Linked DNA regions of Homo sapiens: region 2 is linked to region 1. Evidence: chromatin contacts called from ENCODE POLR2A ChIA-PET data. All regions are on one chromosome and are shown on one strand. Each heading gives the region's core, a stretch centred on a gene start or an enhancer-like site at or near the end of the contact. The rest is flanking DNA. Distances are from core to core; before and after follow the strand shown. Region 1 overlaps DOCK10 (dedicator of cytokinesis 10). Region 2 overlaps DOCK10 (dedicator of cytokinesis 10).

Evidence for each region. ChIA-PET counts read pairs that join two places held with the same protein, here RNA polymerase II (POLR2A).
Region 2: POLR2A ChIA-PET joins it to region 1 with 19 read pairs in OCI-LY7. The contact joins two enhancer-like sites. POLR2A ChIA-PET finds 5 or more read pairs at or near these places in 2 of 52 experiments (H1 and OCI-LY7).

Annotation. Positions count from the first base shown.
Region 1 is chr2:224,845,082-224,850,871 of GRCh38, forward strand. DOCK10 (dedicator of cytokinesis 10) reads right to left here. Exons shown (of 56, transcript NM_014689.3): 19 at 4,426-4,518; 20 at 438-561; 21 at 122-243. Among named protein-coding and RNA genes, the nearest start is that of CCDC195, 130 kb to the left of the region's middle. Within about 2 kb of position 3,616, at least 3 of the 41 ENCODE cell types and tissues checked have a DNase peak (open chromatin) inside an H3K27ac peak, as active enhancers do.
Region 2 is chr2:225,023,150-225,028,591 of GRCh38, forward strand. The region is part of intron 1 of DOCK10 (dedicator of cytokinesis 10); the gene reads right to left. Among named protein-coding and RNA genes, the nearest start is that of MIR4439, 15 kb to the left of the region's middle. Within about 2 kb of position 3,227, at least 5 of the 41 ENCODE cell types and tissues checked have a DNase peak (open chromatin) inside an H3K27ac peak, as active enhancers do.

The DNA.
Region 1 (5,790 bases), core at 2,366-4,865:
CTTGATTCATAGCTACAAGGGACATGTCCACTATGATCTTAAGTAGCAGAGAAAGAAGATAATCTTATGCCATTAAGCTGGTGTGCTTTTTTAAAATCTTAAATTACACATTATTCAATACCTTTCCACTTGCAGAATCTTGAAAGCTTAAATAATTAGGAGGCAGACTTGTTGCTATTGGGATGTTGTACTCTTGAGAAGCTATCTGATCGTGTTTCATCAGAGGAAGCCAAGCATATCCAACTGTGCAAAAGAATAACCAACAAAAATTCTGAGTACAAACCTCCATGGTAAGAAGTCACAATAATGCTATTTATTATTTACGAACACTAAATTTCATGAAAAATAATTCAATAAATCAGGGCTTTGAAAACACTCTCCAAACCAATTCAAACAGAAGACATGTGACTCTGCCTCAGATTTCTTCCTGGCAGTACCTGACGTTTCCAGAGCCTCCTTCTTTTTGGCATTAGCTTTTGCATTGATGTCACAGGTGACGTGATAAAAAGAAAACAAAATATGGTGTTTCTCATGGAGTTGTGTTGGTAGCTCAATTTTCACCTGCAACGAAAGAAACCATAGTTGGACTGAGATTAAAATCATTTGCTCAATATCAGAGCAAGACAAAGCATAGCTTTTTAAACAATCTTTTTTTTTTTTGAGACTGCGTCTTACTCTGTCACCTACGCTGGAGTGCAATGGCACGATCTAGGCTCACTGCAACCTCTGCCTCCTGGGTTCAAGCAATTCTCCTGCCTTAGTCTCCCCAGTAGCTGGGATTACAGGCACACACTATCATGCCAAGCTAATTTTTGTATTTTTAGTAGAGACGGGGTTTCACCATGTTGGCCAGGCTGGTCTCAAACTCCTGACCTCAAGTGATCCGCCCGCCTTGGCCTCCCAAAGTGCTGGGATTACAGGCATGAGCCACCAAACCAGGCCTAAAAATTCTTTAACTGAAATCTAGGTCCATGTTTAATAGTGCTGGATGCACTCATTTAATGCTCAATAAATATTGTTTCTGCTAGCAGTGATGTATTCACATGTTGATATTTTTACTTTTTTATTGTGATGGATGATGATAATTTAGAATACTTAGTGTTTCTCATTAGATAATTCATGCTACTAGGGTATGGACTAAATACATGCACATACATATGCATAAACACACACACAAATGTAACTGCAGAATATAGATAAGACACACATCAAGGAACTGTCATTAAGGGACACGAATTGAATAAACAGTAAGTCCGTGCCTCCCAAAGTGCGGCTGGGGACCAGTTGCATAAGCATCACTTGGCAGTTCATTAGAAATGCAGAAGTTTTTTTTTCATTTTGGAGACAGGGTCTTGCATTTGTTGCCCAGACTAGAGTGCAGTGGTACGAACACAGCTCACTGCAGCCTTGACCTCTGGCTTTTTTTTTTTTTTTTTTGAGATGGAGTCTTGCTCTGTCACCAGGCTACAGTGCAGTGGCACGATAGCTCACTGCAACCTCCGCTTCCTGGGTTCAAGTGATTCTCCTGCCTCAGCCTCCCGAGTAGCTGGGACTACAGGAGCACGCCACCACACCTAGATAATTTTTGTATTTTTTGTAGAGATAGGGTTTCACCATGTTGGCCAGGATGGTCTCAATCTCTTGACCTTGTGATCCACCCGTCTCGGCCTCCCGAAGTGCTGGGATTACAGGCATGAGCCACTGTGGCTGGCCATGACCTCTGGCTAACTTTTTGATTTTTGTTGTTGTTCTTGTTGTAGAGACAGATGTCTTACTTTGTTGCCTAGGCTGGAGTCTCAGACATTAACCTAGACACACTCAATTGCAATCTGCCCTTTCACAGGATCCCCAGACAATTCATATGCACATTGTTGAGTAATATGGTATAGTAAATGATGCAGCTTCGGCATGGAATTGATCTCTTTTTTTAAAACTAACAAACATATCTGTGTTACTGTGAGAACTAATGAGACATTTTGGGAACTGACCATGCCGTAGCTATACAAATAATGCTTCTGAATGCAAATAAAATAAAAATGGATCTAGGTAAACAATATACTGAATGAAGGGCATACTCCCTATTTCTGGAAAGAATTGTTTTCAACTAACTGTTTACATTTTATTGTGCTTTTGAGTTTTCAAAGCCCTGCCACGTACACCATCATTTCATTTTCCCCAGTAGCCTTGTGAAGTAGCATGGCACAGTGTTAGGAAGCAGGGCTGCACATGTTAGGGGGCTCTGAGTTACTGTGCAGGTGGTGTGGTCAGTAAAAGAGGATCTTTCAGGACAAGAACCCACATCTTGGGATGATCACTTTGCATTGGAACTCCGGTAAGCTGCAGGCAGCTCAATCTCAGCAACTGAGTAGTTCCCAGAACTGTCCATATTCTCATGTGAAAAAGCTCATGGCTTTCATGAGGCTTCCAGGAAACACATGAGAATGAGAAAGATTAAAACAGTTAACAACAGTAAGAATATTAATTTTTTTAAAAATCATATATCTACAGAAAATGCATCTTCCAGATGGGCTTTGTCAACCAGTTGACCCTTTGGCCAACCAATAGCAGTAAATATTGTGTAATGTGGTCATGGTTTTTGCTTAACTGTTTTTCACTTTCTGTCCTGAATTTGTGGGGGAAAAATTAAAGAGCACTAAACGCATATGGAAGAGTGAAAGAATGTCAGGCAGGTAGTTTCACTGATGTTCCTTTAATTGGTTTTTAAATGATTAATGTGCACAGTGTGGGAGACAGAAAGACAGCACCCACTAGATGTCCTGAATGTTCTAATCCTGCCAATATGCCACCTTACCTGGTAAGTAGGACTTAGCAGATGTGATTAAGTTAAGGACCATGAAATGGGGAGATTATCCTGGATTTTCCAAATGAGCACAGTGTCATCACAAAAGTCCTTATAAGAGGAAGGCAGAGTCATAAGAGAAATGATACAGAAGCCGAGGTCAGAGTGATGGGATTGTTGGGAAGGCTCAAAAGCCAAGAAATGTGGGCAGCCTCTGGAAGCTGGAAAAGGAGATGAACTGGAACCTTCCCTAGAACCTCCTGAAGGTTCGTCACCCTGCTGCAAGCTCGATTTTAGCCCTGTGAGTCATTTCAGACTTCGTACCACCAAAACAGCAAGATAACAATTGCATACTGTTTTAAGCTGCTAAATGGTGATAATGTGTGAAAGCAGCCATAGAAAACGTCTACAAAAGCTGTGATATTGTGAATCTCAGGCATCCCATCAGCAGGCTGCACTAGTCAGACCTTCACTTTATGGTTAGAAATTAAATTTTTTCACTGAAACTTCTTTGTCTAAAGTTGTTTGTAACGTAAGCTAACATGTATATAGTAATTGACCATGAGCCCAATGACTTTCTATGTGTTAGAGCAGAATGGTGAAGCTTCAGGCTGTGGAGTCACATGGTCTGGTTTGATTTCTCTCACTTATTATGTGCCCTTGGTAAAGTTACTTGACTTCTCTGAGCCACAGTTTTCTCATCCATCAAATAGGGAGGTAATAATAGTGCCAACTTCTTGGAATTACTGTGGGGATTAAGGGAGATGATGTGTGCATGGAATTTAGCTTGAGGCTTGGCACACAGCAGGAGTCTTGGAAGTCTGCCAGGGCAAGGCTTGTTCCCTGTCATGTTTAGAGATGACGGGATCCAAGCTCCCTTAAGTTCAGGCATGTTATAAGCCATGGAATTGGCTCAGGCTCTAGTTCTCTGTTCTCTTCCTTATGACATGAAATGCTGCCATTCATTGGTAAAGCTATTTAACACAATCTCTTCACTAGTCAGTGAAATAAAAGAAAAAAAATTATTCACTGAAAAAGAAAAGAAGACAAGATATATCCCAGCACTAAAAGCATCTTTTTTTTAAATTTAAATTTTAATTTTTTTAGTTGAGATGGAGTCTTGCTCTGTTGCCAGGATGGAGTGCAGTGAGTGGCATGATCTCAGCTTACCACAATCTCCGACTCCCTGGTTCAAGCGAGTCTCCTGCCTCAGCCTCCCGAGTAGCTGGGATTACAGGCACGTGCCACCACGCCCAGCTAATTTTTGTATTTTTAGTAGAGACGGGGTTTCACCATGTTGGCCAGGATGGTCTTGATCTCCTGACCTTGTGATCCGCCTGCCTTGGCCTCCCAAAGTGCTGGGATTACAGGCGTGAGCCACTATACCCGGCCAGCATTCCATTTTTTTTAAAAGGTCACTCCTGTCCTGAAATACATGAATTTGCAACGTACTCCTGGAACAACTGCCAATTAATATAGTTTAGAAATATTGGTAAGTACATACCTGCCAAGGCATGTCCTTAGTCTGATGAGGTCTAGAGAGAGTGTTTTTCACTGCACGGTTATCTGAACATTTACCCACCTTTCTTAGGAACCGCTGGGGGCAGTGGAGGGCTAGCTCTTACCTCATCTGAGAAATCCGGATTCTGAGAGTGGTGCAGAACTGCTGTGTAGGCGGCTGAGGTGAAGAGGGGCCCTCCAGGTTTTCCATAAATACACTGTTTGAAAAGTTATGAGTTGAACAATTATGAGTGTCTGAAATTATCCCTGGGTGAAAAAAAAGTCCATAACTCTTCAGTACCAACCCTGGGACAATGGCAAACTTTGTGATAACTTGCCAGGCTAAGCTGGCATCTAATTAACCTTGAACTTCTTTGGCCTACTACCCTGCATTTATTATACAATGAAAGCTGCTGAAGATAATTTGATGGCTTTCATTCATCATATAGTTAATACGCCAGGGCCAAATACCTGTGGGACAGGAATAATACAGGGTGGCCACAGGAGAACAGAAAATTCCAGGCAGAGGTTTCACATGCCTAGCAAAAAGGATACTGTTGAAATAGCTGCAAAAGTCAGTGGCCAATAAGACCCTAAAAAATGAGATGCGGGCCAAGCTGGTTAAGACCAACTGTACCCAGCATGGTGCTGGATTTGACCTAGGTTTCTCCTAGGACCTCATTATATGCTCATTGACATACTAAATCACACTCCCCCCAGTACCTGGGCAGTTCTAAAGTTTCTTTAGAAATCTTCATGAATATAAAGAAACCCATAAAGGTAGAAGCCCTAAACCTTTTTGCAGATGACTATCTCTCTTGAGTACACCCACACTCTTCTTTCCTGAGTGTGTTCTTTTTGCTTTGCAGTAAATCTCTGTACTTTCACTATTTTCTGAGTCATCCTTGAAATCCTTCTCATGACAGTGTCAAGAGCCTATTCACCGGCTGGGGCTGGGATCCCAAATACACTGTTGAAGAAGTTATGAATTGAACAATTATGAGGGTCTGAAATTATCCCTGAGTGAAAATAAAAGGCCATAACTCTTCAGTTACCAACCCCAGGAAAATAACAATGACTCAGACAATGACCTGGGACAACGGTCAGTGTTTGCGGACCTCCCCTAGCCTATGGGTATCACCTGGACCAATCTGACTCTTGATTTACATGGAATAAGGGCTAACTTGTTTAAGACTGATTCCTTTAGAATGGCTTCCTGAACAGGCCTTGATATGGTCAGGCTTTTCTCCCCACCCGAATCTCATCTTGAATTATAATCCCGACATGCCAAGGAGAGGAAGTGACTGGATCCTGGGGCCGCTTCCCCCATGCTGTTCTCATGACAGTGAATGAATTCTCAAGCAATCTGATAGTTTTATAAATGGCAGTTTTTCCTGCACTCACACATGCTCTCTCTCTCTCACCTGCCACCATGTAAGACATGCCTCTTTCCCTTCCACCATGACTGTAAGTTTGCTGAGGCCTCCTCA
Region 2 (5,442 bases), core at 1,977-4,476, 180 kb after region 1:
CTCAGCCTCCCGAGTAGCTGGAATTACAGGCGCCCACCACCACGCCTGGCTGATTTTTGTGTTTTTAGTGGAGACGGGGTTTCTCCATGTTGGCCAGGCTGGTCTTGAACTCCTGACTTCAGGTGATCTGCCCATCTTGGCCTCCCAAATTGCTGGGATTACAGGTGTGAGCCACTGCGCCCAGCCCAAAACAACTTCTAATAACTCTCTCATTCATTTTTGACACATTTGCAATATGAATGCAAATCTCCCAAGTATACACAAAATTGTCAGATGGGGAAAAAAAGTGGCCAATAAACATATAAAACGATGCTCTACTTTCTTTGCTTATAGGGAAATGCAAATTTGAAAAGTGATTTAATACCAATAATACCACCAAACTGGCAAAAATCAAAAAGTCTGACAAGTTTACTGTCAAGGATGTGGTAGAAAGGAAAATCTTTCATACTGCTTATGAGAGTGGAAAGTGGTATAGTCTCTGCACAACAAGCTGGCAGTATTTCTAAAGTTGAAGCAGGGCTCCCCTAGAAAAGTCCATGCACCTGCACACCAAGAGATGGGGAAAAGGCTGTTCTCAGAAGCATCATTGATAACAGCAAAAACCAAAAACTAAATGATATGAAAACAACCTAAATGCCCATCCACAGTAATAACTGTTTCAAGAAAGTATCATCACTAGATGCTAACATTAATAGCAAAGGTATAAAAAGCAGCGGGGGAATCTCAGAAGATCTCCCACAAGTTAATCACTAGTTACAGAAGGGAACCTAGTAACTTTACAGAGGAGCAATCTGCAGACACTTTCTTAACTAAGTGACCAATAACGGGACAAACTGACATGTCCCTCCTGATCCGATGTACTAAGGACACCCTATTTCTTCTGTGACATTCCCACCAAAAATACGACAGCTTAAATCCAACCATGAGGATGTAAACTGAGGTCCACTCTACAAAGCAACTGACCTGTATTTTTCAACATTTCGAGGTCAAGAAAGACAGATAATCTATTCTTGATTAAAGAAAACTTAAGAGATAGCACATCTAAATGAAATGGAATCCTTGGATTCTGGACCAGAAAAAAACAATAGTGGGTTAATTGTCAAAATCTTAGTAACATTTATGGATTACATAATCTTATCAATACTGATTTCTTGATCTTGGTCATTATATTATAGTTGTGTAAGAGAATTTCTTTTAGGAAATATATTTTGAAGTAAAGGGGCATCATGTCTAAAATTTATTCACAGATGTTTAAAAAGAAATAGTATTCTTTGTATGTGTAGAGAGAGAATGAATAATTTTTAAATTTTAAGTATGGCAAAATGTTAACATTTGGGGGATCTGAAGGAAGGGTATATGATATTCTTTGTACTGTATTTTACAATTGTTTTACAAATATGAATGCTTTTCAAAATAAGAAAAGAAAATCAGGCAAACATTGAGCACATTTTGATTCATGGCCAGGCATGGTGGCTCATGCCTATAATCCCAGCACTTTGGGAGGCCGAGGTGGGCGGATGCCAGGAGTTTGAGACCAGCCTGGCCAACATGGCAAAACCCCATTTCTACTAAAAATACAAAAAAAAAAAAATTTAGCCGGGCATAGTGGCACATGCCTGTAATCCCAGCTACTCAGGAGGCTGAGGCACAAGAATTGCTTTAACCAGGGAGGTGGAGGTTGCATGAGCTGAGATCACGCTACTGTGCTCCACTGTGAGCAACCAATGAAACTCTGTTTCAAAAAGAAAAAAAAGAAAAAGAAAAAAAAATCAAAAAAACATTTTGATTCATGGTTACCACAGGGAAGGGATGAACTTGGGAAAGGGAGAAGCTGACGGAGGTCTGCAAAGGTATTGGTCATGTGTATTTCATAAAATTAATTTTATTTGTATTCTTTAAGGAGTAAATAAACGTTCTAGGAACTCATTTATAGAAAAAGTAGAAAACAAGTATTTGCCACATTAAGCAGGTGCCCAGTGCAATGCAAGCTCTCTGGGCTTTGGTGGAGATCAGGGAAGGATTCTTGAGGAGATATCGAGTGAGAAGAATTCTGAGTAAGAATCGTGAAGGAGTCCTGTAGGCAGGAGAAAGACCAAATTAAAGGGCTGTGGCTTAAAGGAAGATGTTGCATAAGGGGTACTTGAAGGTGGTCCCTGGGCCTTTGACCCAGGCAGTAAGAGGACACTGGAGTTCGAAACTCCTAGATCCAAGGTGTTCCATGCTAGCAATGGGACATTTTAATATGTCTCCATATTTCCCTCAGCAAACTGGATAATTCAGAAAAAATCTAATGCACAATCTAATATGACTCACCACAACTAGAAAAAAATATTTAGAAATGGTAGAAATGTTCAACAGCTAAAAATTCCAATGAGAAATGATAGGTTGTGCATTTTAAAAAATAAAGAAATCATGGGCCTAGAATGCAATTTTCCTCACAATCACATTTCATGAAAGGCAATAATTAAAATGGTTAGTTTTAAAAAGTCCCTGAACCTGTTACATTTTCTCAGAAGCATTGGACCGAAATGCCTGGGCTCTTGTTTCCAAGGCTAGGTAATATTCAAAGCCCTTCAGTTAAAAAAAAAGGAGGATAATGCCATACTGCTCCCCTTTTACTACAATATTTGCAATGCATTACCCTTTCAAAATTGACAAGTTATGGTTAGAACATTTTTTAAAAACCATACATATGCATATACATCTATCCATCCATCTAACCAAGAATCATTTATGAAGCTATTATAAAACTCTCTGTCTGGAAGCAATGAGATAATAACTAAATAATTACAATAAAAATTAATTAAGGTATTCAAGAAGTGTTATGGAAATACAGAAGAGGAAGAGACTAAGTCTGCCTGTGGACTCAGAAGAGGGTAACAGAAGAGGGGCAAATTAGTTGGGTCTTGAAAGGCAAGCAGGAGCCGAACAAGAAGAGAAAAAAGGAAGTGTCCTCTGGGTAGCTGGTGGCACGGGCCTGAGTGGCATCCTTGGGTAATGCCCAGAAGCTTGAGTGGCTGAAGTGTGGCAAAGGTTGGAGGAAAGAGAATACTAGAAAGTGAAGCTAGATGCCAGAAAGGTAGGCTGAAACCAAGTGAGATGTAATCCTCTGAGGGCAATAATCAAGAACATTAGCAGCATTCTGGCAGGGCTATATCATGATCAAAGCTGTGTGTTCACAAGATGCAGGCAGAATGGAGGGTGGATAGTTGCCTGGGGAGAGACAGGAAGACAACTAGTGAGAAGGCTGGAAGGAAACCACAAGGACATTGCAAAACACTGTCTGGGGAAGAAATACTGAGTGACTTACATAAATCACTAAGGTCAGGGAGCTGTCTGAAATATTTAGGAGGTAGCCTTGCCAGTACTTGGAGCATGAACTGATGTGGAGTGGCCAGGGGTGGAAATAATTGAGCATGGTTTTAGTTTGAGATTTCCTGGATCCACTGAGGTATACAACTCAGGAAATAAGAAAAGCAGATTTATGAAGCAAGAAACTGTGTTAGATCTGGATCCTGTTGAGTTTGAAGTAATTGAGGAACTTCAGGACAGAGATATCAATGGGCAGAGCTCAGAGATGTGTGAAAGGGTGAAATCACCTAGGGGGGGTTTTGTGGGGAAGGCAGAGAGAAGGGGGTCTAAGATTAGATCCCTTGTACATCCTAACATTAAAAGCCCATTTTTCCTCAAATTGTTCCATGGATTGAAAATATATTGAATAATACTTGATCCACTCTTCTGTGACCAGATATATAGTGAATCTCTGTTTATTGATGAATCAAAGATGTCTTTTTGAATCAAATGCCTGTGTTAAATGGTTCAGACTATCTTTCAGAGTAGTGATGATTGAGTCCCCATACACAACTTATAGTCAGCTTGTCAGGCCCCGTACATAGAGCACGTGGTTCTTCCCACAGGCTCCTCAGTACACAGTACTAGGGAATATATGGAGAAAGAAGTACAGAGCCTTGTAGGTCTGAGATCCGTCATGGATGAAATGTATTCTCACCTAAACAAAATGATGAGGCCTGGTCAGAGACAAAGCCCTACACAGACCTCGCCTGCACACCCAGACCAGGCCCCACTAGTCACCTTTCGTGACAGTCTAGGGTCTACTGAATCACAGTGAGATCATTCTGAGATGTTCACGCCCAGGCACAGGAGCACAGAGGCAACTGGACAGCACTCTCCTTGGCCCGATGACCACTGTAATAATGAACACGGATGTAGCTTCAAAACTCTGAAGCATGTTATCACTTGATCCTTGAGATGGTTTGGATCTATGTCCCCACCCAATTCTCATATCAAATTGTAACCCCCAGTGTTGGAGGTGGGGCCTCGTGGGAAGTGATTGCATCATGGGATCGGTTTCTCATGGTTTAACACCATCCGCCCTGGTACTGTGGTCATGATAGTGAGTCTCACAGGGATATGGTTGTTTAAAAGTGTGTAGTGCCCCCTCCCTCTCTCTCCTTCTCCTGCTCCTGCCATGTAAGACGCCCCACTTCCCCTTTGCCTTCCTCCATGATTAAAAGCTCCCCAAGGTCTCCCCAGAAGCAGATGCCACCATGCTTCCTGTATAGCCTGTGGAACTGTATGTGAGCCAATTAAACCTCTTTTCTTTACAAAGTACCCAGTCTCAGGTATTTCTTTATAGCAGTGGGAGAACAGACTAACACAATCCTCATAAGAATTTTGTGTCTACTAATTTTACAAGGATAAAAGCTAAGGTCTATTAACTTAATCAAAGCCACATAAGCAGAGGGTTAGATTTAAGAACTGTCTCTGGTATTCTATAAAAGATAGTTCCTTCCGCTTTGTTTTAGGATCAGAAAGCAGTGCCTCGGGAAGAGTTAGTCCTTTTAATCTTTTAATGCACTTTCTGAGCATTTTTATAATAGGCCCCACAAAGATGTCCACACCCTAATCCACAGAACCTATAAATATACTCATTTCCATGGAAAAGGGGACTTTGCAAATATGATTAAGATGGAAGACCTGCAGATGGGAGATTGTCCTGGATTATCTAGGTGGCCCAATCCAATCACCAGTCCTTCAGTGGGAGAGGAAAGCAGAAGCGTGGGTCCGAGGGGCGCAACATGTGAAGAACTTGAGCCATCACCACTGGCTTTGAAGATGAAGGAAGGAGGCCAGGTTTAAGCAATGTGGGGGCCTCTAGAAGCTGGCAATAGACCTCAGTTTGTATCCAGCAAGAAAATGGGGACCTCGGCCCTACAGTCTCAAGGAACTGAATTCTGCCAACAGCCCAAGTAAGCATGAGACAAATTTTCCTCTAGAGCTCCACAAAGGGTCACAGCCTTGCTGATACCTTGATTTTAGCCTGGTGAGACCCTCACCAGACTTCTCACCTACACTACGGTAGGATAATACACAGATGCTGTTTAAGCGCTAAGTTTATATAGTCTGTTATTGCAGCAACAG